Regions from separate parts of the Homo sapiens genome. Here region 2 is linked to region 1. The links are chromatin loops, found by intact Hi-C in ENCODE. Cell type or tissue: Caco-2. All regions are shown on one strand. Each heading gives the region's core, and the rest is flanking DNA. Links, peaks and the distances in the headings are about the cores only.

The links. Peaks named below come from ENCODE experiments on the same cell type or tissue, not always from the same donor. Only the 100,000 strongest peaks of a DNase experiment are listed, where the experiment ranks them.
Region 2: it touches region 1 in a loop (2.5-fold over the local background); 13 of 110 quality-filtered maps call a loop at or near these places.

Annotation. Positions count from the first base shown.
Region 1 is chr10:14,369,833-14,385,169 of GRCh38, forward strand. It overlaps MIR4293 (microRNA 4293), which reads right to left and starts at 13,445; the gene lies at 13,368-13,445. RefSeq lists an enhancer at 2,570-3,070. In Caco-2, for the core only: no CTCF peak of the experiment used is centred there; a DNase peak (open chromatin) is centred at 7,969.
Region 2 is chr10:14,470,627-14,485,963 of GRCh38, forward strand. No RefSeq gene overlaps it. Among named protein-coding and RNA genes, the nearest start is that of MIR1265, 42 kb to the left of the region's middle. In Caco-2, for the core only: a CTCF peak has its summit at 8,227; a DNase peak (open chromatin) is centred at 8,193.

The DNA of each region.
Region 1 (15,337 bases), core at 3,471-11,470:
TTGCATTTACCTAAGCACACTGGACCCTACCCACACTCTGGGCCTTTTCTCTCTGCCTGGTTGAGCTTCTGTGCCTCCTTTGTCTTCTCCAACTTCTTCCCTCCTACCTCTTTGTCAAGCCCCATTCTCCTTTGGATTGCTCTGATGACCCTCTTCTCCCCTTTCCCCAGCAGCTGTCTCTTCTCTGAGATCCACAGCCTCTGTGCTTCCCCCTTATTTGGCTCTCAATACATCATCACCAGCTGCTATGGTTGGAATGAGTCCCCCAAAATTCTTGTGTTGGGAATTTAATCTCCAATGCAACAGTGTTGGAAAGTGGGGCCTTTGTGGAAGTGTTTAGGTCATGAGGGATCTGCTTTCATGAATGGATTAATGCCACTAAAAAAAAAAAAAAGCTCAATATTTATTGCACAGTTACTAAGCACCAGAGCACCAGACACTGTGCTAATTGCTTCCCAGGCACTATATCAGTTGATACTCTCAAAAGGCTGTGAAGAAAGGGCTACTACAGGGAAAACAGAAGGAATACATCCTTCTTGTCCTTCTGCCTTCCACCATGTGAGGACATAGTGCTCCTCTCCTCCAAAGGATCCAGCAACAAGATGTCATCTTAAAAACAGAGACTGCACCCTTACCAGACACCAAACATGCTGTTGCCTTGATCTTGGACTTCCCAGCCTCCAGAACTGTGAGAAGTAGATTTTTTTTCTTTATAAATTACCTAGTCTCAGGTTTTCTGTTATAGCGGCAAAAAAAATGAACTAAGATACCAATAGTTTGCTCACCAGTCTCCTCCACCAGGCTGCAAGCACCTTTGGGTAGGTCCTGGGTCTCTATCTCTCCCTCTGCAGCCCCTTCTCAGCTCCTACCTAACACAGGGAGGTGCTCAAAAATTCCTTGATTCTCAAAACTCTTTGCACCACTGTCAGAAGTCAATCTGTGATCACTGAGGTCTAGACATGGTTGAGTATGTCTTTCCATATTAAAAAAAAAAAAAAAAAAAAAAGCTGGGAGAATACATTTGCATGACTAATACCAAAACTCTAATAAATGAATACACAGAGGGTCTTGCACCCATGTTTTCATCCATTCCATTTCTGTTGTCTCCCAAAGGAACTATTTTTTTCTACCTTCCAGTGTTGCTTTATACATATGCAAGCAAATATGAATATATGCATATTTTCCTCTATTTCTGCTTCTTGCTTTTTTTCCACTGAACATATCCTAGCAATCTTACTACGTCAGTAAAAAGAGAGTGTTCCAATTCCTTTTTCCAGGGGCGTAGTATGCCGTTATGCACATGCGGCCACTGCTTTTCTTAACTAGTCCTTTGTCATTACCAACAATGATGCAGATGACATTTCATATGCACGAAAGTGAATCTATAAAATAAACTCCAAAAGTGGGATTTCTGCATGAAAGTGTAAACAACTTTGTCATTTTGGTAGCTATTGTGGCATGGCATTCCTAAATTTAAAAAAGAAAAAAAAGAAAAAAGTACTAAATCTGAAGAAAGTTCTTTGGTGAGCATTGGAAAAACAATTTTCTCTAAGGAAATAGACCATGAAGATAGGGAAAATTACCTCATTGTCACTGGGATATTTTCTCACATCCACAGTAGATTTAGGGTGGGTACCAGGTGTGAGAAATCACTCTGACTTTGCTCCTTTCTACAAACATAGGGCATCTCAACCCAGTGATTTCCATGGCATTTATAAAAAGGCCATTTCTGCCCGGGGTTTGTGCCACTACAAAGCTTGTAATGGATCTAGAGACAAAATGACAGGTTTTCCACATTGGGGGCACTTTCCTGGAAGCGTGCAATTCAGCTTCACGTCCCACTCTGGGAGCTTTGGAAACACTGCAACGTATCAAATTGCTGGGCCATCTGTGGTTTCCTGTCCACGGGTAGGGAGAGGGGACAGACAGAAGCTGCCTCTCTGGATCTCAGCAAATGTGCTGGGCTGAGGCCACAGACCAGGGCACTAGGACCCTTCTGTGCCCAACAGATGCCATTTGTGAGCTCAGAGCTTCTGCCACCTGTCTGAACAGGCACCAAAACTAGCAGCTGAAACATCCTCCATTCCACAAAAGCCAGTGCTTATATATTTAGCAGCTTAGCCATAGTCACACAGAAAGTAGAGCTGTGAAGGACTAGAAAGAGCTTAGGAGAGTCAATGCCTCCAACCCGCTGCAAACAAGCCCGAAGCACCATTGTCCCTCTGCATGAGGCAGTGAGGTCCCTGCAAGTCACGGCTGCTGCAGGAGTGCACACAGGATGGTGAGGTAGTCTGGCCCATGACCCAGGGCCTGGTACAGCAGGGTGAGTAGTGGGTGACCCTTCCCGTGGACTTGCAGGTGGTTCTGGAGTCAGATGCGTCTTAAGGAGGCAGAACGATTTGGGGCAAAACTGGGAATAGACAAAGTTATGAAGATGGCAGCACTTCTTGGCTTCCGGGTCCTTGAGTCCAAATCCTTCTTTGCATGTTTCCCTTTGCTGCATCCCCACGGTCATTGTCACCTGAATTATGGCCACAGGCTCCCCGCTGGCCCCACCATTTTCCCGTGCCCTTCCCACGCCATCCTAAACCCAGTGGCTACAGTGATAAACAGTCTCAGTTTAATCTATGTGGATTCTCTGCTCAAAGCCTGTAACAGTTCCTGTTCCATTCAGAGCGTGATCTGACCTCCCTGGGCCCTCTGGCCTCCTCTGCTGCCACTCTCCCTGGGCCCTGCACCCCTACCACACCAGCCCTTCGCTGCTCCTCCATTGCCATCAGAGACCCACCTTCAGGGTTTTTGTGCTCCCTGTGCCCCGGCCTGGGACAACTCCCAGCCTCCTAATCACACAGCTCTCCTCTTTCAGGTCTTCGTTTCTCCCTGGCCATCTGCACTTTCCTGTCCATGGGCTGGAACAGTGACAGACAGAAGCTGCCTTTCCGGACCTCAGCAAATGTGCTGGGGCAAGGCCATGGACTAGGGCACCAGGATCCTTCTGTGCCCCCAACAGATTCCTTTCATGAGCTCAGTGTCTCTGCCACCTGTCTGAGCAGCTCCTAAATTAGCAGCTCAAACCTCCTCCACCACACAAAAGCCAGTCTGTGCATCCTGTTCAGACAGTGGCTCTTTCCCGACCATCCTTCTTAAAAAAGGCACCACTAATCCCCATCTCATTGGAAACTTTACCTCCCTCTGCTTTTTCTCCAAAATTCTCAGCACAGTCTACGTAAACTGTTCATTTTATATATTTATGTCTCCATCATCCCCTCCCCACACTAGACTGGGAGCTCTGTGGGGGCACAGACGTATCTGTTTTGATTACCACCATATCCCACACATCTAAAGCAGCGCCAGGGCACACAGTAGGCTCCTGAATATCTGCTGAATGAATGAACACAGAAATGAGGAAGGTATTTCCTGCAAGCAACCTCATCTCAGTCGTCACAGAAGAAGCTGTCGTTGTGTAGAAACCCACGCACAAGAAGGTGCTATCACTGCCCCACCCCTGTCCGTCCCTGCTACCATCGAGGGTGTCTTTCATTGTTGCATTTTAAATGAGAAAAGACAGTGTCTAACATGAACAGAAGGAGCTCTATCGTGGATATTTTAGGTCAGGGTGGGTGGGGGAGATCATTTTGAGCAGAGAGCTTTCCTGAGTGTCCAGGGGCCCACCTCCATCATCTGCCCCAGCCTCTAGCAGTAACAGTGTGAAAGAGCTCTCACAGGCTCTGTTGCATGCCAGTATAGAAGTCATGGGGCTGCATCGCACACCTAGAGGTAAACTCATTTGCTGGGTGTGATCAGAGCACCTGGCCACTGCAGCTCAACAGGTGAGCAAATAAATAGCATGCCATTGTTCCTCTTCCACCAAAGCCATGATTTCCTGGTTAGTTTGTATTTGACATCAAGGCCAAATGACAATAATTTTTTTTTTTAAACTGGGTCTCACTCTGTCACCCAGGCTGGAGTGCAGTGGCGCAACCTCAGCTCACTGCAGCCTTGACCTCCCACGGTTCACATGATCCTCCCACCTCAGCCTCCCAAGTAGCTGGGGCTACAAGCACATTCCACCACACCCATCTAATTTTTGTAATTTTTTTTTTTTTTTGTAGCAATAGGGTTTCACCATGTTGCCCAGGCTGATCTCGAACTCCTGGGCTCAAGCAATCCACCAGCCTCAGCCTTCCAAATTTCTGGGATTACTGGTGTGAGACATGCAGCCCTGGCCTCGACAGTCACTTTCAAATTATTTAACTTCTCTAGTGACCTAATGGTTGATCTTTTTATTTTATCATGCTTATACCGTCTCTCTAGTCTTAGGTATAATTTCTCTGCAGGACATGTTGTTGTAGTAAAAGGAAGACCATAAGAAGATGACAATGGCCATGAGCACTACAGTGAAGCCCCACGGTGGTGTTGGTAAAGGAAGTTCCAATAGCAGTTCAGTGTCTGCAGGTGGAGCACAAGAAGCCGGGACAACAAGCAGGTCCTCAGTCCTCATGGCTTCCTCCCACGGTAGTTGTGAGGTCTAGGGAGGTCATGCCACTCTCCCAGTGCCCATATTCTTGGCTAGTAATACCAGTGTTATGCTAGAGGCAGTCTGATGTCTTTCGAAACGCACGTCTCATCAAGACAAAGCAGCCTATCTCTCAGGTAATGTAGGAACTTGGAAAGAGGCAATTAAAAGATGACTCTAAGGCAGGGTGTGGTGGCTCACGCCTGAAATCCCCACATTGTGGGGGGCCGAGGCGGGTGGATCACCTGAGGTCAGGAGTTGGAGGCCAGCCTGGCCAACATGGTAAAACCCCATCTCTACTAAAAATACAAGAAAATTAGCTAGGTGTGGCGTTAAGCACCTGTAATCCCAGCTACTCAGGAAGCTGAGGCAGGAGACTCACTTGAACCAGGAGGAGGTGGTTGCAATGAGCCAAGACTGCACCATGGCACTCCAGCCTGGGCAACAGAGTGAGACTCCATGGCAGGAAGAGAAGGGAAGGGAAGGGAAGGGAAGGGAAGGGAAGGGAAGGGAAGGGAAGGGAAGGGAAGGGAAGGGAAGGAAAGGGAAAGGAGAAGGCAGAAGAGAAAAGAGAAAGAAAGGAAAAGAAAGGAAAATGAAAAGAAAAAAGAAAAGAAAAGACTCTATGAGCCCTGATGGTACTCTAAATCAAAGTTCCTGAAGCCTGGAACACCAGAGCTTCCATACAAGCTTTCCATAGTTTGACCCAAATTAATAATCAGATCTGAAGTGTCATTTAGATGAACGTGGCAGCAGTTCTCCGGGAACCCCCTCTGAAGTCAGATTTCACTGTCTGCTCTTAAGCTTGTTTCAAGAAAGGAAATTGACCATAAAAGCTCCTATCCACTTCCTGATGATAAAGACAACTATCCAGTCTTGGCTTTTACTGCAGTCATTGCTATTGCATCATTTCCATTAATCTTCTCAGTGGCCCAGGGAGATTGGAGTGCCATCATTAATTTGAAAAGTAATAAAAGTTCTAGATTGAGCCATTTCCTGCATTCTTAAAACAAGGAATGTCTATATCTAACCTTCCACATTCCCAAGGTCAACGTCACCAACTATCTCCAGGTTAAGTCCAGGGATCGGTCTCCGTCCCCATCAGTGAGGCCCTGGCTGTCCCACCAAGTATTTCCCAAGTATTTCAAGGCTATTCTTGAAACTGTCTTTCCAAAATTATGACTGAGACAGTGAAAGATATCTAACAAACGACTCCATCTTGCTTCTAACCTCCAAGCTGTCCTTGTTCATTCCTGGGTGTAGGCTGAACTAACTTTGGGAGAAACTTTATAGTTTAAAACAAAGATGATAACATCCCTTTCCCAAAGCCGACCTCTTTCTTGCCTGGGGACTAGATTGCCTTTGTAGGACCAACATTAGCCAAAAGATGAGAAATTATGGTTTAGGAGTCATGCAGCTGGAGGCTACAAGATTCTGACCCTCCCTAAACTGCTCCTAAGATCAGTGCTCTAGATACCCTGCACTTGATAGATCAGCTGGCACCACCCAGATCAATAAACTGTCTCATCTGATCTTGTGGTCCCCACCCAGGAACTGATTCAGCATAAGAAGACAGCTCCAACTCCGTATGATTTCATCTCTGAGCAGTCGGCACTCCTCCTGGCTCACTTGTTTCCCCCCATCCACCAAGTTATCCTTAAAAACTCTGTTCCCTGGATGTTCAAGGAAACTGATTTGAGTAATAATAAAACTCCAGTCAGTCCTTCACAGCCGGCTCTGCATGAATTCCTCTTTCTCTATTGCAGATCCCCTGTCTTGATGAACCAGCTCTGAACCCACTGGGCAGTTACATTGTTGGCTATTTGCATGTGCTTTCTTAGGATTTCATTTCCCTCTTCCTCTCCAATTCTGCCACGAGCCTGAAACTGGACTTTTGAAATTGCCTCCTAACTGGTCTTCCTGCCGCTGGTACCTCATCTACATACATCTAGAATGATCTTCCTATAGGACAAATGGGATCACTTCAATCATCTTAGTTCACTTTAATGCTTATTGAGCAAGGTCTGGTGGATATAAAAAGGGGAACCAGAGTGGCCGTGGTGGCTCATGCTTGTAATCCCAGCACTTTGGGAGGCCGAGGCGGGTGGATCACATGAGGTCGGGAGTTCGAGACCAGTCTGACCAACATGGAGAAGCCCCATCTCTACTAAAAATACAAAATTAGCCGGGTGTGGTGGCACATCCCTGTAATCCCTGCTACTCAGGAGGCTGAGAGAGGAGAATCGCTTGAACCCGGGAGGCAGAGGTTGTGGTAAGCCGAGATCGTGCCATTGCACTCCAGCCTGGGCAACAAGAGCGAAACTCCGTCTCAAAAAAAAAACAAAAGGGTGGGGGTGGGGGAACCAGAGACATCCCTATTGTGATGGTTAATTTGAGTGTCATCTTGATTGGATTGAAGGATACAAAGTATTGTTCCTGGGTGTGTCTGAGAGGGTGTTGCCAAAGGAGATTAACATTTGAGTCAGCGGACTGGGAGAGGCAGATCCACCTTCAATCCGGGAGGGCACCATCGAATCAGCTGCCAGCACAGCTAGGATAAAAGCGGACAGAGGAACGTGGAAGCACTAGACTGGCTGAGTCTTCCAGTCTTCATCTTTCTCCTGTGCTGGATGCTTCCTGCCCTCAAACATTGGACTCCAAGTTCTTCAGCTTTTGGACTCTTGGGCTTACACCAGTGGTTTGCCAGGGGCTCTCGGGCCTTCGGCCACAGACTGAAGGCTGCACTGTCGGCTTCCCTACTTTTGAGGTTTTGGGACTCGGACTGGCTTCCTTGCTCCTCAGCTTGCAGATGGTCTATTGTGGGACTTCACCTTGTGATCACGTGAGTCAATACTCCTTAATAAACTCCCTTTCATATATGCATTTATACTATTAGTCCTGTCCCTCTAGAGAATCCTAATACACCTGTCTTCAAAAAAAGCAGCTCTAGAAGTTTGATGACTCCCCACAATTGCAGGCTCCTCAGTCTGCAAACATGCTCTTTCACCGGCTGCCCCTGCTTGTTTCTCCAGCTCGTTTCCAGCCATTTTCTCATGTGCATTCTCCACCCCAGCCATGCCTGCTACCAGGACCACTGGAATATTCTGAACCTCTTCCCCCTCGCTTCCTGTTTATCTGTAATGTCTCAATCCAAACTTCTTCTCCTGGCTGCACTGAATTTTTAGTCCGGAATAAGTTACATTCCTTCTCTGATGTACAGTTGTCCTGGACAAAATGCTATTAAAGTTTCTTTTTTTTTTTTTTTACTTTGCTTTAATTGTGCATTTTATTTAAATTGTTTATTTTCTTGTCTGTCTCTCCCACTAGGCTATGCTCTTTTAGGGCATGTCAATGTCAGAGGCCTTTTAACCAGAGCAACTTTATCTTGAATAGGGGCTGGGTAAGGTAAGGCTGAGACCTGCTGGTCTGCATTCCCAGGCATTAGGCATTCTAAGTCACAGAATGAGATAGGAGGTCGGCACAAGACACAGGTCCTAAAAACCTTGCAGTAAAGAAGTTAACCAATCCCACCAAAACCAAGATGGCAACAAGAGTGACCTGGTCATCCTCACTGCTTATTATATGCTAATTATAATGCATTAGCATAGTAAAAGACACTCCCACCAACTCCGTGACAGTTTACAGATGCCACGGCAACAGTGAGGAAGTTCCCCTATATAGTCTAAAAAGGGGAGGAAACCTCAGCTCTAGAAATTGCCCATGATTTCTGGAAAACGCATGAATAATCCACCCCCTGTTTAGCATAACATCAAGAAATAACTATAAGTATCCTTAGTCCAGCAGCCCAAGCTGCTGCTCTGCCTGTGGAATAGCCATTTCTAATTCTTTACTTTCTTCATTAACTTGTTTTCACTTTACTTTATGGACTCATTCCAAATTCTTTCTTGCACCAGATCCTGGAACCCTCTCCTGGGGTCTGGATTAGGACCCCTTTCCAGTAACATTAATATTTTATTCATTTTCTGCCCATAGCCTTGCACAGTGTCCGGCACAAGTAGGCAATCAATAAAAATTTTGTTCAATAAATAAGAGCTCTGTGACATGAGCTCATTATTTGTTCCCTTGTGTAGATGAGGTAGACCCACAGCCAGGTTTGACTTCTTGCACTCTTACCAAGCAATCGAAGGGCTCATTTCCTGATGTGCATAAAAGCTAGTACCACGGCACCAGCTTTTGAGAAAAGAAAAGCTTTATTGGAAGTTAACTAGAAAGGAGACCAAAGGAAATGCTCAAATCTGTCTCCTTGAGCTTGGGGCTGTGGGGTTTTATAAGCATAGGGTAATAAGGCAAGATCTGATTGGGTCTTGCAATGACATGATGCTGGGAAGGCATGATCTGATTGGATCTTGCCATGGAGTGACACAAGGGCTCAATCTGATTGGATCTTGGATCCTGTCATGTGGTGTCCGCTTCTTAATTCAGTCCTGCTAATCTGTCAAAACACTTAGGTTCCGCCTGTGGTTGGATGCTTGGTCCATCTGCACACGCACAGGGTATGTGACCTTCAACCTGGGGGCAGCCCATGGCAACTGAAAAACAACTGACAACTTTGTTACATAAAAGCCGAGCCAGATTGGTCTGGTATAGTTACAGCATTACTTAAAGCATGTGTCCAAGCATGAGGGGTTCTGGGTCCCTGTTCAGTGACAGGTGACACTGTTGCTCCAGTAGCCTCTTCATTTCCTTCCTCCTGTGTCTTCACAATAAAAGACACTGTGTATTCATTCTAGGCCCATCGATTCTAACACAAGTTAATCTTTTCAATGCCTTGTGATCTTAACTCTAAGAAAAGCATCCATAATCTAAATACAAACAGGTCCCCCGCCTGCTCTGCACCTGCAAAAACTATCCCAATGGCATCACAGCTATCAGAGGAGGTGGGCTTTGCCCTGAGCATAGCACAAAGAGCCTCTTCTATCATCTCGTCGGCCTCCATCTCCTCCCTTCCCACAAGCCCTTGAACCCAAGGCTAGCCAGGTCCCTGGCCACCACTTTACCCGCAGAAGGTGAGAGGGACACCAGCCACCAGGTCCCAATTTAGAAAGAGAAAGGAAAGGAGTAGAACTGCTCTGCATACAAAAGTAGGGCACATTTGAGATTCTTTTGTGGAGAGAAACAATTAAGAAGCTGCAAAATGGGGGAGAGGAGGAGAGCTGGGAGAAGGTCACAGGGAGGAGAGAGAAGCTTGAGAAAATTGCACTAGGTAAGCCATGGCCGATGAACAATTGGGAATGATGCAGGGAATGCTTTTGAAAGACAGTCGTCTTACTATCCCAGCCTTATGCCATAGTTAGCACTGTACTCGAATTCCATGCCGTGACTGCAAATACTCCAGCAAGTGGTACAATGCAGCAGCCCAACATTAGTGCTTCTTATGGGGATGAGGAGACACAGGGGTCACTGCCTGGCAACCTTGGCAGGGAAGGAAGACAGCTGCCCCAGGAGCAAGGGCCAGGAGCAGCTGCATTCTGTGAACCTGTACCAAACTGCCTTTGTGGTTGAACAAGAAGACATGGCATTGAGAAACCGTATTCTCAAAAATTACAGACCTCCTGACAGTTTCCTCTTCAAAATCCTATCAGTAAGAATGGAAGATCCCATTCCTACCTGAAATATCTGGGGTCTCTTTGACACAGAGAAGCAGCCTAGATTTCCAAGGCAGGTGCAGTGCTTCAGATAAGGAGTTTGGAAGCACAATATTCTACATTTCTCTTAACCCTGTAGTTTCCAAGGAAACGGAGCCCTGAGTCAGCTCCCCAGCTCAGCCTGATGTTAATTACACACAGCCCTGCTTTGCGCTCATCAAAACACTGCTTCATTTGAATTTTAGCTAAATCCCATCGTTTCCCCAAATCCTAGAATAACCTCCTGCTTGCTTTGTTTGATAAGGCCCTCTATGGCTTTCTGGGGGCACTTGCCCTTTTTGCAACATGGTATTAATAAACTTTGGCCGGGTGCAGTGGCTCATACCTGTAATCCCAGCACTTTGGGAGGCCGAGGTGGGTGGATCACCTGAGATCAGGAGTTCGAGACCAGCCTGGCCAACATGGTGAAACCCCATCTCTACTAAAAAAATAAAATAAATTAGCTGGGCGTGGTCGTGCACACCAGTAATCCCAGCTACGCTGGAGGCTGATGCATGAGAATCACTTGAACCTGGGAGGCGGAGGTTTCAGTGAGCCAAGATCGCACTGCTGCACTCAGCCTGAGCGACAGAGCAAGATTCCATCTTAATAATAATAATAAACTTCATTCTGGAAAGTGCATGTTTATTTCTGGTCTCTATTATTTCAGATGGGCCAAGGAATGTCTGTCATCCCTGAACTTGTGAGATACTGTGGAAGGTGAGACATGATCCCCTAAATTGTAAGAGTTAGAGATCTCTGGGCAATGTGGAGATCTGAAAAATATTAATAATGCAAAGGCAGGTAGCACAGTAGGAAAGTAGGAAACAACCAGGAGTTTCAGAGTGAGAAAGTCCCAGGTAAAATTCCAGCTCCCTGACTTACTAGTGGGGTGTTACCTAACCTGTCTACACTTCTGTCATCTTTATCCTGGGCTGTTGCCAGGATTCGATGAGATAATGTGTGTTAAATGCCTTTCATTGTGCCTGTCATATATTAACCACTCCACATTGTTAATTATTACTATTTGTAAAATATGAGTGGAGATGAATAAGGAATGGAAAGAATTGTGAAAACATTAAGAGACAAACATCAGCTCTGCTGATGTTGTAGGACTGAGTGATTTTCTTTGGTATCCTACAATATTGCTTTCCTTTCCGCCCTGTATTTCCTTTTTCTCCTGGGCATGCAGCGAGACCACAGGCCTACTGCTTCTCCCAGTTTCCCTGTCTTGGGTAAATGGCAACTCCATTCTTCCAGGTCCTCAGATCAAATAACCTGGCATCAGCCTTGATCTCTTATCTCCTATCTCCCATCCAAAATATGGTAAACCCTGTTGGCTCTTCCTTCAACTTATCTCCAAAATTCTACCCCTTGTCACCACCTTCACTGCTACATCCTCAAACCAAGTTTCACCTTGGTTATTGAAACTGCATCCTAACTAGGCTTCCTGATTCCACCATTACTGCCTTATATTCACCCTCCACTCAGCAGCAGGAAGATCCTTCCAATATGTAAACACCCTCTTAGGCTTAGTATCCTCCAGTGACTCCCACTAAATCCTTACAATAGCTTACGAGGTCCTACACAATCTGGCCCAGATCACCTGTCTGAACTCATCTCTCCCATCTCCTCTTCCTCATGACCCTACACCAGCCATACCTGCCTCTTGGCTATTCTGGAAATGCTAAGAATGCTCTCACCTCAGGGCTTTTGCACTTGCTGTTCCCTCTGCTTGGAGCACTCTTCCTCCAGATCTCCATATGGCTTCTTTCCTCACTTGCTTCAAGCCTATGCTCAAGTGTCACCTTGTTGGAGATAATTCCCTGACCACTATGCATGCACACATGCACGCACACACACACACACACACACATACACACACAGAGTAATTCCCCCCATAGCATCTATTGGCCATGGACATACAACACATTTACACATTTACTTTTCTGTATGTTTCTTTCTTTTCTCTGCCACCAGAAAAAAAAGGTTCCACTTGATCAGGAACTTACTCTGTTTTGTTCACTGCTCTGTCTCCAGCACGTGAAACAGAGTGGCATAAAGCAGATGTTCAATTAACATGTATTTAATGAACTGAATGAAGTCACAGGTTTTAAGGAGTGTTAATTCCCATGCACGCCTGAGTAAGAGAAACAATCTCACTTTTCCTTTTGATCACATGAAAGAAACAATAGAAAAACAATAAGTGGTTTCCCCCCAGCTGTAACAGCGCCAGGGACTTCCCACCTGCTGCTTCTGCTTAGAAAAGCAGTGGTGTTTGAAGAATTCTTGGAGGTTATGAGCTCACGTGTCTGTGTTCTGACACATACACCCCCACACGCCCTTGCACACTGCAGTACAGAAGGAAACCCTACTGAGAGAGGTAGGCAGTCTATGTCCAGGCTGTAGAAACAGTGGCTGCCATCACTGCTATGTTACGGACCCTAAATTAGCTTATTTCATGACCCCACAGAGTTACACTGATTGTTTTCACACAGTGTTTCTCAAAGAGTGGGCCAGAGCAGCAGCAGCAGCAGCATCTGCAAACTTGCTGGACATTTGAATTCTTCAACCCATCCCAGATCCACTGAATAGAAGCTTTGCAGGGCTCAGCCCAGTGCTCTGTGTTTTAACGGGTCCTTTGGGTGTTCTGATGCAGTGAAGTTTGAGAACTTCTGCTTCAGTGGACAAACAAGAATGTCTGGGAGGAAGAAAAAGTACCAAAAAAAACTGACAAAATTTTTTAAATGCCATGTAAAGGCTGAGTGCAGTAGCTCATGCCTGTAATCCCAGTACTTTGGGAGGAGGAGGCAAGAGGATTGCTTGAGCCCAGGAGTTTGAGACCAGCCTGGGCAACATAGGGAGAGTCTATCTCTACAAAACAATTAAAAAGTTAGCCAGGCATGGTGGCGTGTGTCTGTAGTCCCAGCTACTTGGGAGGCTGAGGTGGGAGGATCACTTGAGACCAGGAGATGGAGGCTGCAGTGAGCCATGATCCTATCACAGCACTCTAGTCTAGGCAACAGAGCAAGACCCTGTCTCCAAAAATAAATAAATAAATAATAAAATGGCCATGTTAATCCTAATACTGAGTTCTAGCTTTACTTATCAAGCTGTGTGAAACTGAAATAAGGACATCAGGGTGAGGGAACTGGCTCTCTCGGGAGAGGGGAAATCCTATTTCTTCTTCATCACTGACCGCTTGCTTCAGTCAGGCTGTTCCTGTCAGGCTGGTGTGAAATGAATTAGCAATGTCACCAGCTTCCCAAGGAACAGGTGTCTCTGCCATACCTCCGGCAACCAATATCACGACTTTCACTAATTGCTCTGCCCTTGTCAGGCCCTTTGAGGACTAAGTGGGCCCTGGAGATGGAGTGACCCTTTACCTGCTCAGAGCTGCCTTTAATCCCAACCACATGCCCCCACCCCACTGGAGCCCCGGAGCATGGGAAATATGGAGCACCACAGTAGCAATGCAGAAGCATGAGTCACTGCTGAAGCTTGTGGGAGGAAAAATAGAATTCAGGCCTTCTGCTCTAATTACACTTGATTGTTGCCCGTTGTGAACAAGGACTTTTAGGGTTGACGGTATCCTCACCATCGGCCCACTCTGTTGGCGGGACCCAGGAGCTGGTATTGCTGGAGAAATTCACACAGAAGGGGAATCACTTCTTCTTAAAATGAAAATTTGGGCCAGGCTCAGTGTCTCATGCCTGTAATGAGAGCATTTTGGGAGGCTGTGGTGGGTGGATCACATGAGGCCAGGAGTTCGAGACCAGCCTGGCCAACATGGTGAAACCCCGTCTCTACTAAAAAACAAAAATTAGCTGGGCACGGTAGTGCATGTCTGTAATCCCAGCCACTGGGGAGGCTGAGGCAGGAGAATTGCTTGAACCCAGGAGGCAGAAGTTGCAGTGAGCCAAGACTGTGCCACTGTACTCCAGCCTGGGCAACAGAGTGAGACTCTGTCTCAAAAAAAAAAAGAAAGAAAGAAAGAAAGAAATATAAAGAAAATTGGCTCATGTCACTCCTCTGCTTGACTGACATCTGGATTGATTGACAATGCCTTTCCATTGAGCTTAGAATAAAATCTCAAACCCCTCAATGACAGTAAAAAAAAAAAAAAATTTTAATTATGAGCAAGAGACTTGAATAGACATTTCTCCCAAGAAGACACACAAATACCCATTAAGCACGTGGAGAGAGGCTCAATATCTCTAACCATTAGAGAAATGCAAATCAAAACCACAGACTTCACATCCACTGGGATGCTATTATGAAACCCACACATTCAGAAACTTATGAGTGTTGGCAAAGATGTGAAGAAGCTGGAAGACTTGTGAACAGCTAGTGGAAATGTAAAATGGTGCAATCACTGTGGAAAACTGTATGGCAGTTCCTCAAAAACTGAAACATACAATTACCATAGGATCCAGCAGTTCCATTCCTGGATATAGTCTTAAATGGAAAGCAATGACTCAAACAGGTATTTGTACACCCATGTTCATTGCAGCATTATTCACAATAGCCAAGAGATGGAAACACCTAAAATGTCTATCACTGGATGAATCAACCCCAAATGTCATATATCCACACAATGGAGTATTATTCAGCCTAAAAAAGAAAAGAAAATTCTAACACATGCTACAACAGGGATGAATCTTGAAGACATTACGCTAAGTGAAATAAGCCAGACCTAAAAGGACAAAAATTGTATGATTCCTCTTTTGAGGTTCGCAGAGTAGCCAAATTCAGAGAAACAGAAAGTAGAATAGAGGTTACCAGGGGCTGCAGGGAGAGAGGAATGGGGAGTTAGTGTTTTAATGGGTACAGAGTTGCAGTTTGAGATGATGAGAAAGTTATGGAGATAGCCGGTGGTGATGGTTGCACTATAATGTTAACATACTTAGTGCCACTTAAACATAATTAAGATGGTAACTTTGGTATTATGTATATTTTTCAACAATAAGAAGTTTTCAAATCCCAAACCCCTCTCTTATATGGCCCCTTCTCATTTGTCCACCACTCTCTGACATTTCTTGATCTCTTGCTTCTGTGCTTCAGATATCCTGTTTTTATTTCAGTTCCTCAAAAAGGCCAAACTCGTTCTCAACCTCAGAGCCTTTGCACTATCACTTCCTCTGTGGGGAACATTTTTCTCTCTATTCTTTACAAG
Region 2 (15,337 bases), core at 4,128-12,127, 100 kb after region 1:
TTTGCATCACTCCCAAAAAAAATCTAGCAAAGCTATGGAGAAAGAATAACTATACCATGGAGACTCCTGGCAAGCACCTCCTGACCCAAGGATTGAAGCCCACATCATCAGTAATGCCCCATGGATGCCACATGCCCTGGTAAGATGGGGACAGAACAAAACTTCACCTCTGCAGTCTTTCTCCCAAAGATCCACAACCCCAGTCTAACGAGAAAAACATCAGACAAATTCAAACTCAGGGGCCTTCTACAAATAGCTGACCAATACTCATCAAAACTACAAAGGTCACAAACAACAAGGAAAGACTAAGAAATCATCCCAGGCAAGAAGAAACTAAGGAATTAGGACAACTGAGCACATTTCCGGGGGCTGGATTGGGCCCTGGATCAGGAAAGGATGGTAAAGGCAAAAAACAGGTGAAATCCAAATAAAGCCTGTAATTGAGTTGGCAGTAACATACCCATGTGTATCTCCTGCCCTTGAGAAACACACCACAGTCAGGTAAGATAGCACTGGAGGAAAGTAAACACAGGTGAGGGATATATGGAAATTCTCTACACTGACTTTGCAATTGGGCTGTGAATCTAACATTACTCTAAAATAAAAAGAATATTTTTGGTTTTGTTTTTGGTTTTTTGAGATGGAGTCCTCCCTGTCGCCCAGGCTGGAGTACAACGGTGCGATCTCGGCTCGCTGCAATCTCCACCTCCCAGATTCAAGCGATTCTCCTGCCTTAGCCTCCCGAGAAGCTGGGATCACAGGCACATGCCACCATGCCTGGCTAATTTTTTGTATCTTTAGTAGAGATGGGGTTTCACTGTGTTGACCGGGCTGGTCTCCAACCCCTGACCTCGTGATCCGCCCACCTCGGCCTCCCAAAGTGCTGGGATTACAGGCGTGAGCCACCGCACCCGGCCTAAAAAGGATATTTTCTAAAAATAAAATGGCAATAAAAACTCTCACGCTCTAAAAAAATTGAATGAATTTTCTCTCTCAAAAAAAAAAAGCCTTCATTCACACGCACACACAAACACAGTTATACCCCACGTAATGTTTGTTCAGCAACAGACCATATACGGGACTATATGACTGTGATCCCATAAGATTATTATATGGGATTTTTCCTGTGCCTTTTCTATGTTTAGATATGATATGTTTACATACACAAATACTTCCCACTGTGCTACAGTTGCCTACAGTATTCAGTACAGTCACATGCTGTGCGGGTGTGTAGCCCGGGAGTAACAGGCTATTATTCCATCTAGCCTAGGTGTGCAGTAGGCTGTACATCTAGATTTGGGTAAGTACAGCCAGTACTTGTGACGTTCACACAATGAAGAAATCGCTTAATGATGCTTTTCTCTGAACATATCCTGTGCTTAAAGCAATGCATGACTATAATTGTAAATTACGTGCCACCAAGTGGCTGATTAAATGAGTGGGAACCTTGGGTCAAGACAGACTTTTTGTTAAGGGGTTCTGCCTCACCTCCCTGTTGCATTGGGATAGGTGTCTGGCAGAAGGAAGGTTGCAATACAGGGGGAGAGCATGGCAGCCTGGACCAGAGGGACCCTAGCAGAAAGAGAGTCAAGTTCAAGAAGACAGCAGCTGCAGTGGGAAGGACAAACAGAGGAAAAATTTGGCTTCATGTAGGGAAAACAGCTGCATCCTAGAATTGCATGTCCCCTGACCCTCACCAAACACACACACACACACACACACACACACACACACACACACTCCACTCTTCACCCTTGACCCAGCAGCCAAGCCCTGCCACTTTTAACTCTAAACCCCTCCTCAGGTCCTTCCCTTCTCCTCATTGCCATGACCACTGCCCTCGTTCAGCCTTCGTGGGATCTCCTGAACTCTTTCCCTACAGAGTTCCCTGCCCCTGGGCTCTCCCTCCAGCCCCTCCACTCAACCCCAGAGCAATATATAGAAAAGCAAAAGCAACCATTTCACATCCCTTCTAAAAATGCTTCAGTGGCTTCTGTCCTCAGACACCCCTCGCTGCTCCGCAGCCAGCCTCTGGGTCCTCTGCAGGCTGGACATCACCCCCTCTCCCTCCAGAACCCTAGCAGTCTGTCCTCTCCTAGACAGCCACAGCCCACTACCTTCATCTAAACTCTTCCCCAGGCCACCTAGATCTTCCCTGCATTCTTTGCCTGGCTGACTCCACCCAGCCCTAAGGATCTGGTCCATAGAAACTTCCCTTGATTCCCCTCCTGTCCACCAGGGCCCTTGACTAATCCTGTTGAAACCCTCTGTTTCTCGGTCTGTCTCCTCCACTCCTGGACCCTGAATTCTCAAAAAACAGAAATCATTCATACCTCCCTGGCACCCAGCACCATGCCTAGCCTGGGATGGTTATCCCAGAAAAGTTGGCTGAACTGACTTGAAGTAGGTGGAGAAGCACTGAGAAATGGGACATCCCAGAGCCAGTCACGAGGAGTGAGATTTGTGGCACCTGGAGAGAAGCGTCCAGAAAAGGCGGCAAAGCCAAAAAAGGAGTGGAGAAGATGGTGGTAGATTCTGGAACAGAAACAACTCAATAAACCAAGCAAGAGAAGATAAGGGCTGTGGCTAAGGGTGTGAGGAAGATGAGAAAGGGGATGATATGAACCTATGCCCGGCTGACACCATGTCACAAGCCTCCTATGGACTTTTTTGTTTTTTTCAAAAAGAACTGTTGTAAAATATATGTAACATAAAACGTAGCATTTTAGCCATTTTTAAGTGCATAGTCAGTGACATGACATACATTCAGAAGGACTTGCTTTTGTAAAAGATAACAGAAATACCGGGAAAATGACAGAAAAAAACAAATATGTACAAAAATGAACCCACATTTTTAAATGTTAAGTTTGGCCGGGTGCAGTGGCTTATGCCTCTAATCTCAGCACGTTGGGAGGCCGAGGCAGGTGGATCTCTTGAGGCCAGGAGTTCAAGACCAACCTGGCCAACATAGTGAAATCCCGTCTCTACTAAAAATTCAAATATTAGCTGGGTGTGTTGGCTCATGCCTGTAATCCCAGCTACTAGGAAAGCTGAGGCAGGAGAATCGCTTGAACTGGGGAGGCGGTGGTTGCAGTGAGCCGAGACTGTGCCACTGTACTCCAGCCTGGGCAACAACAGAGTGTGATTCTGTCTCTAAATAAATAAATAAATAAAAGTGTTAAGTTAGACAGATCTAAAGTACCCTGTCCAATTCCAATCAATGCTTCTGAACTCATCTCACCCTGGCAACAAACATTTGCAGGGTCCTGCGGGAGTGCCTCTGCTCTAACTTCCCCGTTCCTCTGCCCACCCCCCTGGGGTAGATGTCGCTTTAAGGGTCTTGGTGCATGTTTCTTATTGTGATCCCTCTTCCAAAACCAGGAACCCCTGAAAGTGAGAACTTGTCCCTGGAGGTGGAGAGATGGCCCGTGGAGCCGTGTGAGCTGAGAAATCCTCAGGTCCTCACCATTCTGTAAGCAGAGCGGCTTGGAATTAGCACCAGGCACAAATCTGTCTCCTTTTGGGCTTGTGTGTCAGGCTCATGTTCTCCCCTGGGGTAGCCAGCCTTCAAGGAGGCCCTCAAGGGTCCTGACCTCTCCATATTCACACACTTGCTACGTCACTCCCATACTGAATCACTGCTGGCCCTGTTCGACCCATAGGTTAGGGGGATAGGCCAGGCACGGTGGCTCACACGTGTAATCCCAGCACTTTGGGAAGATGAGGTGGGCAGATTACCTGAGGTCAAGAGTTCGAGATCAGCCTGGCCAACATGGCAAAACCCCGTCTCTACTAAAAATACAAAAATTAGCCGGGCATGGTAGCTCATGCCTGCAATCCCAGCTACTAAGAAGGCTGAGGCAGGAGAATCGCTTGGACCCGGGAGGTGGAGGTTGCAGTGAGTTGAGATCACGCCACTGCACTCCAGTCTGGGTGACAGAGTGAGACTCCGTCTCAAAACATAAAAAAAAAAAATAAAGGGGGACGGACAATGATGACTTCTAAGGCTGGGCAACAAAAGCCTTGCAGGTTCTGCCCAAGTTTCTTGAACCCCTGATCCCACACATTAAGAGGCCCGGTTGCCCTAAAGCAGCCAACACTGGAGACTGCACCCACAGAGACCATAGAGCAAGAGAGAGCGAGAGACAGGGAGAGAGTGAGCATGAGAGCAAGGGGGGCAGGTGCAGCCCCAGCTGTTCCAGCCTCCAGCTGTTCTAATCATTGCAGCTGTGGTCCCAGATGTTGTGGAGCAAAAATGAGTCATCCCTGCTGACCTCTGTCGAGATTGCAGACTCATGACTTTCATGGTCAAAATTGTGTCCTTTCAAAAAATGTGTATGCTGAAGTCCCAACCCACACTACCTCAGGATGTGACTGTACAGGGATGTTAAAGAGGAAATTCAGTTAAATGCAGGTCATTAGGGTGGGTCTTAATTCAATAGAACTGGTGGTCCTTATAACAGTAGGAGATTGGGACACAGGTACAGAGGGAAGAGCACGTGGAGACACAAGGAGGAGGCAGCTATCCACAGGCCAAGGAGAGAGGCCTCAGGAGAAATCCACCCTGCCAACACCTTGGCCTCAGACTTCCAGCCTCGGGAACTGTAGGAAAATTAATTCCTGTTGTTTAAGCCAGGGGTCCCCAACCCCCGGGCCACAGACTGGAACTGGTCCATGGCCTGTTAGGAACCTGGCCGCACAGCAGGAGGTGAGCAGTAGGTGAGCGAGTGAATCGTCATCTGTACTTACAGCCACTCCCCATCGCTGGCGTTACTGCCTGAGCTCAGCCTCCTGTCAGATCAGCGGCAGCATCAGATTCTCGTAGGAGAATGAACCCTACTGTGAACTGCACATGCCAGGGATCTAGGTTGCACGTTCCTTACGAGAATCTAATGCCTGATGATCTGTCACTGTCTCCCATCACCTCCAGATAGGACCATCTAGTTGCAGGAAAGCAAGCTCAGGGCTCCCACTGATTCTGCATTATGGTGAGTTGTAGAATTATTTCCTTAGATATTATAATGCAATAATAATAGAAATAAAGTGCACATCAAATGTAATACGCTTGAATCATCCTGAAACCACTGCACCCTCCCACCCCCACCATCGATGGAAAAATTGTCTTCCATGAAACCAGCCCTTGGTGCCAAAAAGGTTGGGGACCATGATTTAAGCCACCTGGTCTGTGATACTTTCTTACAGCAGCCTGAGCAAACTAATGCAATGACAATAGATGAATATTGTTGTTTCAAACCACTAGAGTTTTGGGGTAATTTGCTACACAGCAATGTATAACCAGCATACCCCAATCTCCCAGAAATACGTATTTTTAAATTACTGGCACACAAGAGGCTCTACAACTTCCATAGAAAGGTATTTCATACAGAAAAGTGATCGCAATGTTTTGAAACCTACATTCTTCTTCCTGACACTTAATTGTTATTTTGCTCTGTCCCACTGAGGAGAGAATATAAGGGGGTGGGGTTTCCAGGCACCTGCAGAACAAGCACACACCACAGCCCAGAAGAAAGGGAAGCTGTGACAGAGAACCCTGCCTGCAATATTCCAGCCTCCCAGGCTGCTATAAAAATGGAGAAGTCAATTGCCGGGCTATAAAAATGCAATGACTATTAGGTCTCTCAATGTGCGAACATCTATTAGCATCACGACAACTGCGGAATTAGGTGAAACAAATGTGCTTCCCAGCCTCCCAGCTGAAACACTGTGAAAGGTTAATTGGATTTCATTTCAAACTCTGTGCACCTCCTAGGAGGTTGCATGGGTTCATAGCAAAACGAGGTGCAAGATGGTGACAGAATTCCGTTCGCCCGAGGTCCAAAATTGCACGTTGCCTATCCCTAAATTGACAAGAATGCCACTGTCAGATTTTGAGCCTTTCTCCACCCGAAGTTTCAAGCCACTAGTGATGAACAGGTGTTCCTGGTCCTTGACTCGAACATCGAGAAAGACCTCTGAGTTGTGTCTCTTTGTAGAGAAAATAAAAGCAGTAAGGAGTCAGCTAAGGAATTTTCGGAGTCATTTCACTGCTGTGGGTGGGTCCAGGGTTGCCAGTAACATGTGAAATGCATTACTTTCCTTCCAATTTGTGGTTATGTCACAGCCAGCTAAAAAGACTTTGCCAAAACCTCAAGTAGATTTCCAGGGCGGCAAACTAACACGTCCATGATCTGATGAACGGCTTTGAAACTGAGGTGTCGGGAATTTCTGTGGCACCATTCCCAACACGAAGATGTGTCTGGGACAGCACCCCAAACCCCTTTTTCCTTTGGGCTCTCCACACTCCTAGCAAGGAGGAAATGTGGCCGTCATCATTCAGCCTCATGACTGTAAAACCCATTCAAAAGCTCTCAGTGAGGGTCCTAAAATGTGTGTGATGTCATCTCTTTCTCTGTGTAATCCACTTTGGAATGAGCTGAGGCACCTGTAAGGAATGTTGAATTGCACTGATAACTTGTACAGTTGTAAGCCACTTCCAAACTAGGTTCAAACTCGCTATGAGAAGACAGGGCCAGGTGCAGTGGCTCATGCTTATAATCCCAGCACTTTTGGAGGCTAAGGTGGGAGCATCACTTGAGCTAAGGAGTTCAAGACCAGCCTGGGAAACATAGTGAGGCCCCATCTCTACAAAAAATTTAAAAATCAGCTGGGTGTGGCATGGGGCATGTGCCAGCTACTTGGGAGGCTGAGATGGGAGGACTGCTTGGCCTGGGCGACAGAGTGAGATGCCTTCTCAGAAAAAAAGAAAAAGAAAAACAAAAAAAGAAGACAGCATTTGTTGACCAAGCATCTGGTCCTCACATTTTCTTTGCTACACACAGTTTATGCCGAGTGCAAAGCCACAGGATTTGGCAAAAATCCTAAAGGACGTAGCCATTGGATATGAGAAAAGAAACTTTGGTTGGGTTAGTCAGGGGATATCCTCGTCCTGAATTTGAGAAGGCTCTAACCCAAGGAGCTCCAGACAGGAAACTGGAAGACAAACAAAGGGAGAATGGAGACTTTGGGAACACCCCGTACCACTCTTAAACCTGGGCAGACAGGGCCCTACCCTCAGCCCTTAACTGTTCCTTCTCCCCCCATGACAGTCCTCATGGAGAGAGGCGTTCCCAAGGCCAAGGGAATACCCCAATCTCCAAGCTCATGCCTCTGCTTCTAGCCCCTGGAATGCTCTGATTAAATTGTCTGGTGAATCCCCCCAGGGCTGCCACTGCCCTCATCTCCATTCTGTGGTCTGCAGAGTGGCCCGAGCTATCTAAGTGCACCACGGATGAAGAGTAACCAGGGGCAGGTGTGTGCAGGGGAAGGGAGGGGATGGAGGCCCCTGTGATGCGGACGGTGGAGAGACAGGCCATGTTCTGAGCTCTGCCATGCCTCTTCTAGGAGTTCACGAACGATGAAGCCTTTAGCCACAAGGAGGCCATGGGAGAACCCGCCCCATTTCTCTCCCCTTCTTCCCTACTCCATCACCCGCAAGACAACAGACTGAAACTTTATGTTCTCATTTCATCCTTCTATTCTTTACTGTCTAACACAAGTGAAATGTTCTGTGTCTCATTTCAAAAGCAAACTTTACTCTTTTCCTGTGTCCCTGGACTGATTTCTTTTCTTGCCAGTTATTGACCCTTGGTGGAAAACATAGCACACCCCACCGAGTCTCTCGTCTCTTTTACTGGCTAGTTGCGTGTGAATAATGAAAGGTGCTTCATGGCTGGGAGGAGCCCTGTCCCTGGAGGGGTGAAGCCGGACCCGGATAAGTCACAGCTGAGCCACAGCAACTTGAGTAACCCTCGAGTTTGTATTCCCATATCCCTCATGACCCTCGGAGGGACAGGGGGACTCCATAACTTGCTCATATTCTGCAGATATTGCAGAGTAAAGCCAGTAACCCAACCCAGATTGCTTCCCAGATGGGAATAAGAGAAAAAGATTTGAATAAAATCACATGGCTAATTCAAGAACCAGATCGAAATAGAATAAAATTAAACTGGAACTAGGATTCAGGAGAAGAAAATAGTACTTTTTGTGTGTCTGTGCCAGAGCCTCAGCAGGGCAGGCTTGAGGTATGAGATTTAATTTGCAAAGCCACAAAGAATCCGCTAGTTCAAATTTCCTCCACTCCTCACTTTTTGTTCCAAGTCAGAAGCCACCAAAGCTGGCAGCCATCCCCAGGCAGGTCCACTGGATGCTATGGAGAGAGGGACCTCTAGTGTTGAGATACTTTTCTGTCATCCAGCAGCACGATCTGCTCTGGTCATTTTCTATTTATCTGTGATTTTTACAACACTGTTCCTCTGAGAAAAACCTCTATTTAAATGCCTAAAAGGAGAAGTTTTCTTTCACTTTTGAGAAAACTTTAAGAAATATAGGAATGGCAACATATAGGCTGTAACAAGATTAAGGAAAGTCTTAAGTAACCAAAAAATATGTGTTAAGCGTGTGGTAGCGTGTGCCTGTAGTCCCAGCTACTCAGGAGGCTGAGTCAGGACGATCACTTGAGGAGGAGATTTCGAGGCTGGAATGAGCTGTGATCACACCACTGCACTCCACTCTGCTCTGGGTGAAAGACAGGCCCCATCTCAAAAAAAAAAAAAAAAAGAAAGAAAGAAAAGAAAAAAAAAGAGGTGGGGAGCCTATTAAATCTTCAACCCTGGAATAGGTGCTGTATTAGTCTGTTTTCACACTGCTATAAAGATACTATCCAAGAGTGGATAATTTATAAAGGAAAGAGGTTTAATTGACTCTCAGTTCCACCTGGCTGAGGAGGCCTCAGGAATCCTACAGTCATGGCAGAAGGTGAAGGAGAAGCAAGCACCTTCTTTACATGGAGGCAGGAGAGAGAAGTGCAAGCAGAGAAACAACAGACACTTATAAAAAACCATCAGATCTTGGCCAGGTGTGGCGGCTCATGCCTGTAATCCCAGCACTTTCGGAGGTCGAGGTGGGCAGATCACTTGAGGTAAGGAGTTCAAGACCAGCCTGGCCAACATGATGAAAACCTGTCTCTACTAAAAATACAAACAAAAAAAAAATTAGCTGGGTGTGATGGCGCATACCTGTAGTCCCAGCTACTCAGGAGGCTGAGGCAGGAGAATCACTTCAACCCAGGGGCAGAGGTTGCAGTGACCCAAGATGGCACCACTGCACTCTAGCCTGGTGACAGAGCAAGTCTTCGTCTCAAAAAACAAAAACAAAAAACCATCAGATCTCATAAGAACTCACTATCATGAGGCCTGACCTCTGCAAGCTCTACTGTAACTGACCCATCCCATCTGACCAGAGTCCAGCTAAGGAGTCTGGGGTCTCTCCTGAAGGCAAATGAGAACCATGGAACTAGGGAGGACCAAGACAGGATGTCCTTAGGGTCCCCCATAGGGAGATCAAGAGGCATTTTTTCAGGACATTGGAGGACAAGACAGGGAGTAAGGTGATAAGATTTTCATTTTTTAAATACTAACAGGTGATTGTATGAAAGACGGATTGAAGGGGCACAGCAGTCTTCTTTGCATAATTGCAATCACACACCACTGAGAGACTCTTGAATTCGATTTGGGGAACCGTATCAACCAGAAAAGACCTGGAGTAAATATTGTTTTGGTTATCATTCCCAAAACAATATTACAATAAAACTTCCCATTACTCTCTAGAATTAATGATCATAGTAATAACCACCAAATCACAAATATTTATTGTGCATTTAGAATATTTAAGGCCTGGTTCTAAGAGACTTACATGGAAACGCTTACGAGAGAGACTCCCCGTTTAACAGATAAAGAAATCAAAGTTCCCAGAAGCTAGGTAATTAGCCAAGTTCATGTAGCTACCCAATAGGGGAACTCGGATTTCTCAGACCCTCAAGCCCACTTTTTTAACCCTGTATTATCTTCCATTTTCTTACTATTATTCAGGGCCCCTTGTTGATGATGAACACTCTTGCTAGAATGCAGGCCACTGTGTTGTCTGAGAGATTATACTACTGGGCATGGGACAGGAGGAAGACTCAGGTGATATCTTCGTTGCCAACGTGTTAAATGAAATCTGGAAAGTGTTCAGTGCTAACAGGACAGTGTTATCTGTCTCATAATATGCTGAGCATGAATCAGAAGAATATAAAAAGACAACTTCAAGGCCAAATGGAGGCAAAACTTACAAGATCCCTCCCACCCTCCCCGATTATCCTATCAGGGATCCTATCCGTGATCAGAGCATCTGGTTTGGGTGCCAGCAGGAGGTGCTAAACCAGGGGGGAATTATGAAAGGGTCAAAGAGAAAAGGGATTGTTTTCTTCAACAGAGCTTTTATGAAAAGTTCCCTTTGAGCTAGTCTTCCGCCATATCCATAATCTGCTCCAACATGGCAGCTGGTGTGAGGAGTTCTGTAAAACATCCTAGTCATTCTGGAAGCCAGGGAAGTCTCTGGCTTCTTGACAATAACTCAGGACTCTGAATTACTAATGGAAAAAGGAGGAATTCTGGGAGTAGCAAGCAGGACATTCATTAAGTCTGCCCATGGGTAGTAGCTTCGCTTTAGAATTGGAAGCCTCTCAAAGTCCTGAAATGCACTTCAAGAGCTGACAATGTCCAGAGCAATTGGGGCAATACCAAAGCACTTTGCGGCCATTCTCCAGAAGTCAAATGGCAAAGCGAGAACAGATTCTTCCCCTGCTCACTAGATAGAAGACCTTGTACTGAGGCCCGTGAGCAAAATTCTATTGTTGTGACACTCTATTACTTCCCAACAAAAATGAGTTCTCTTTTTTTTACTCCTCTCTGTCTTTTCTGTTACCTCCTTCCTTCCTTCCTCACAAGCTTTTTTTCTGGGGGTGGAGGTGTTGGGGGTGCCTTATGCCTCTTCCCTGGAGGAATTCCAGAACCAGTAGTACCAGCATGTTGATCACCCGCAAGGCTAGCAAGATGGCTAACCCTTGGCATTGCCCAAATGCTGTTTCAGAAGGTCAGCCTTCGTATGCTGGTGTGCTCAGCCCGCCTCGGAACCTTCTTTCCCACTTCAACATTCCTTGGTACTTAAATTCTTTGTGGAGCAATTACTTTCCACCTTGAGCAGTTCGTTTCTACTTGAACAGGCAGCTGGAGGTAGTCAAAGCGAGCTGAAACAATCGTTTGCTATTGTAAAGCTCCCTTCATCCATACACTTACCATTCATCACACTGGAAAATAACAGAATGGCAAAGAGCGATTGCTGGTATTAATAGAATCATGTCAGCTGAGGACAGACCCAAACAAACACAGCCATTGGGAACTATTGTGTCGCCTTACTGTCTCTGAAGGATTGTCCAGCTGGTAGATCTGAGCAATGTGCTCGTAAACAAAAGCCTGTACTCAGAGAGGCACTGCAGACACCAAGAAGCCTGACCGCTGACCGCAGGGCTTCACCTTCTGACACGCTGACGTCTCCAATGGTTTTTTTTTTGTTTTTTTTTTTTTTTTTTTTTTTGAGCAGAGTCTTGCTTTATTGCCCAGGCTGGAGTGCAGTGTCGTGATCTCAGATCACTGCAACCTCTGCCTCCCAGGTTCAAAGGATTCTCATGCCTCAGCCTCCCAAGTAGCTGGGATTACAGGTGTGCCCGACCATGCCCAGCTAATTTTTTTTTAATTTTTTTTTATTTATTTATTTTCCTCCTAGGCGGAGTCTTGCTCTGTCGCCCAGGCTGGAGTGCACTGGCGCGATCTCGGCTCACCGTCATCTCTGCCTCCTGGGTTCAAGAAATTCTCCTGCCTCAGCCTCCCAAGTAGCTGGAATTACAGGCATGCACCACCACACCCAGCTGATTTTTGTATTTTTAATAGAGACGGGGTTTTACCATCTTAGCCAGACTGGTCTCTGAACTCCTGACCTCAGGTGATCCACCCATCTCGTCCTCTCAAAGTGTTGGGATTACAGGCGGAGCCACCGTGCCAGGCCTATTTTTAGTAGAGACAGAGTTTCACTATGTTGGCCAGGCTGGTCTCGAACTCCTGACCTCAAGTAATCTGCCTGCCTCAGCCTCCCAAAGTGCTGGGATTACAGGTGTGAGCCACCATGCTCGATCCATCTCCAGGTTTTTTAGAGGGCTGATTTGTTAACTAGAAGGTTGATTGAGTACCAAGCAATAAAATGCAAGGTATTTTTAATTCAGTCATGAACATCTACTAAAATTATAAGAAAGTTGTTTTGTGAATCCCACGCTAAAGAAAGGGAAGGAAAGAATGTGGTTAACTCAGCTTAACTAGTTACCCGTCTCAGCGATCACAGATGATAAATGAAAAGGGAATCAAGTTCATACATTCAGCAAATTTTTTTAAGAGACAGAGTCTTGCTGTTGCCCAGGCTGGAGTGCAGTGGTGTTATCACAGCTCACAGCAGCCTCAACTTCTAGCCTCAAGCGATCCTCCCACCTCAGCCTCCAAGTAGCTGGGACTAACAGGTGCATGCCACCACACCCAGACAACTTTTTTTTTTTTTTTTTTTTTTTGTAGAGACAGAGCCTCACTACATTTCCCAGGCTGGTCTCAAACTGCTGGGCTCAAGCATCGGCCTCCCAAATCCCTGGGATTACAGGCATGAGCCACCATTCCCAGCCACATTCAGCAAATATTGATTGAGGGCTTCTGCATGCAAAATGTTGTTCTAGGTGCAGAGGAGAAAGAAGTTACCAAACAAAGACCCTGCCTTCCCTCTTGGAGTTTATTTACATTGAGGAGAAAGACAAAAAAATATATATAAATATATAATACAATGTCAGGGAGTGACAAACGCCAAGAAAAAAAAAATAAGGCAAGGAAAGTAAGCGTGGGCAATGGTGGGAAGATGAGACACAGGAACGGTCCCTCTCAGGAGGGGACATGTGAGCAGAGACCTGAGTGAAGCGAGGAGATGAGCTGTGTGAGTACCTGGGGGAGGAGCCAGCCCTGCAGTGGGAAGGGTTGTGCAAAGGCCCTGGGGCAGCACGCTTGGCATGCTCAAAGGACTGGGCTTGGTTTCTTAACAAACATATGGTGGCAGACTTGGTGCAGCCAAATGAGTGCTTTACCCTCCAAGTAATGAGGGTGCATGTATTATAATGAGGCTGCCGCTTTTGGAATCCCCCCTTTAGAATCAACCTTAAATTGCTATTTACATCCCCCTCTTCCCCAACTCCCACTCAAATAACCAAAGATCATCAAAAGAAACAGAAATAAATAGTGCCAGGAAATAGCAGAGAGGGCCATCAGCAGGCCAGAAACTTTGAGAAAACGTTGGATAGTGTGAGGTAGATGGGATCAAATTGACAGAAAAATTGATCAGGGCTGACTGACTGGTAATTCAGAGTCGGCCAGGGAGGCTCGCTGAGAAATGAAAGAACTTCCCCGACAGAGTCCTGAGGAGGAACCCCCAGCTCAGCTCTGACTGGAGGTCAGAGTGAGCCGAAGACACATTTAGAAAGGGATCAACAGGAAAACGTCTCTAATTGCACAGGTGGTCAGTCCACGTCCCCAGCTGCAGGTGGGGTGGATGTTAAAAGTCAAGTCCTAATGTCAATTGTGGGTGGGGAACCAAAAGAAGGTGGTACCCTGGCTAGCCTGTGTGTGCCACAGCAAATGGAAAATGGAACATAATTTATAACAGCTTAGCATCTGTGTTCACTTGGTGAACGTTGATTACACGAATTCGATGACTCCTGTCATACCCAACTAAAACAGAGTTGAGAAGCCAAGGCGTGGGGAATGCACTCTTGACACACAACATATAGGGTTGCTCCAAGAATGTCATTTTCTGCAAGCTCAGCTGCTGAAACTGCCTGCTGGATCCCCAAACCAGTCGAATCTAATGGCTACGAAACAACCTGCTGGGACTCTAAAAGTAGTTTTACCTGCCGCCACCACTTGCCTATCAGAAAGTTCCAGCTACGCAAAATTTTACTAGTGCCATTGAACTTCCTTGAAGGACAATACATAACGTTTATCTCTCTTTTACATATAAAACCTCTAACCTTCTCTTTGTTCTTTGGACATACCAAAGACCACCTGGTATGCATGTATGCCCCAAATTGCAATTTTTGCTTCCCCAATAAAATGTCCTAAATGTAGAGATTCATCTCTATACTTTATTTGACTTTGACCACTTCTTCCCTATTTCCTACCCCTAACCACATCCAGAAGATCTCAAGTAGATGGATGGGATGGGGATGAACCAGCTTTTGTGACCTTCCTGAGACCCCCATCCAGGAAGCAGCCGACTGCCCTCCAAGCTGCCTTGGGTAAAAGGGAGTTTGTCCCCAAAGGAACCCCTGCCTGCACCCTAGGCACACAAACACCAGCCACCAGTCTGTCCCCAGGCCACACGGTCCTACGGGAAGCCACCTGCAGCCTTCTCCTGCTCCCTCAGCAGACCCAGAACTGCCCTGTCATTCAGTAGGAGAATCTGTCTTTGTCCTGGTAGCTTGAATGGTGCCAACTCCATTTATGTTTTCTATTTGTATTTTCTTCGTGTTTTTCTTTTCCTTTCCTAACATATATGGGGTTCATTACATTTTTCATTGTTCTTTTCCATATTCATTTTGAAGTTCTACATCCTATTTCTATTTTACTAGAATTTTACTACATTTTTAGCTAACTTAATTCAACAAAATATTTTTGCATCATTAATAATTAAATAATACGTATAATCCCCCTTTCAACAAGTCTAACAAGATGAGGTGTTTGCAACCTTTTGTAGCCCCCTCCTTTTGATGGCTCCTTGAATTTAGTTCCAAGATTATAATTATTATTATAGGGCTTCTTTTATTTTGCACCGTATACCCTTTTTATCTTCTAATAGACTTTATGCTTTTTAGCAGTTTTAGGAACACAGTAAACTTGAGCAGAAAGCAGAGAAAGTTCCCATATACCCCCCCATCCCCACATATACACAGCTTTCTTCATCATCAACATCCTGCACCAAAATGGTACATTTGTTATCCTCAATGAACCTACGTTAATACATCATTATCATCCAAAGTCCATAGGTTACATTAGGGATCACTCTTGATGTTGTACATTCTATGACTTTTGACAAATATATCATGACATGTATCCACCCTTATAGCATCTTACAAAACAGTTTCGCTGCCCCCAAATCGTCTATGTTCCACCTATTTATCCTTCTTTTTCCCCAACCCCTGGCAACCGCTGATCTATTTACTATCTTCTATAGTTTTGCCTTTTCCTGAATGTCGTATAGATGGAATCACACAGTATGTATGTAGCCTTTTCAGATTGGCTTTTTCACTTAGTAATATACATTTGAGGTTCCACCATGCCTTTGTTGGCTTGATAGCACCTTTTCTTTTCATCACTGAATA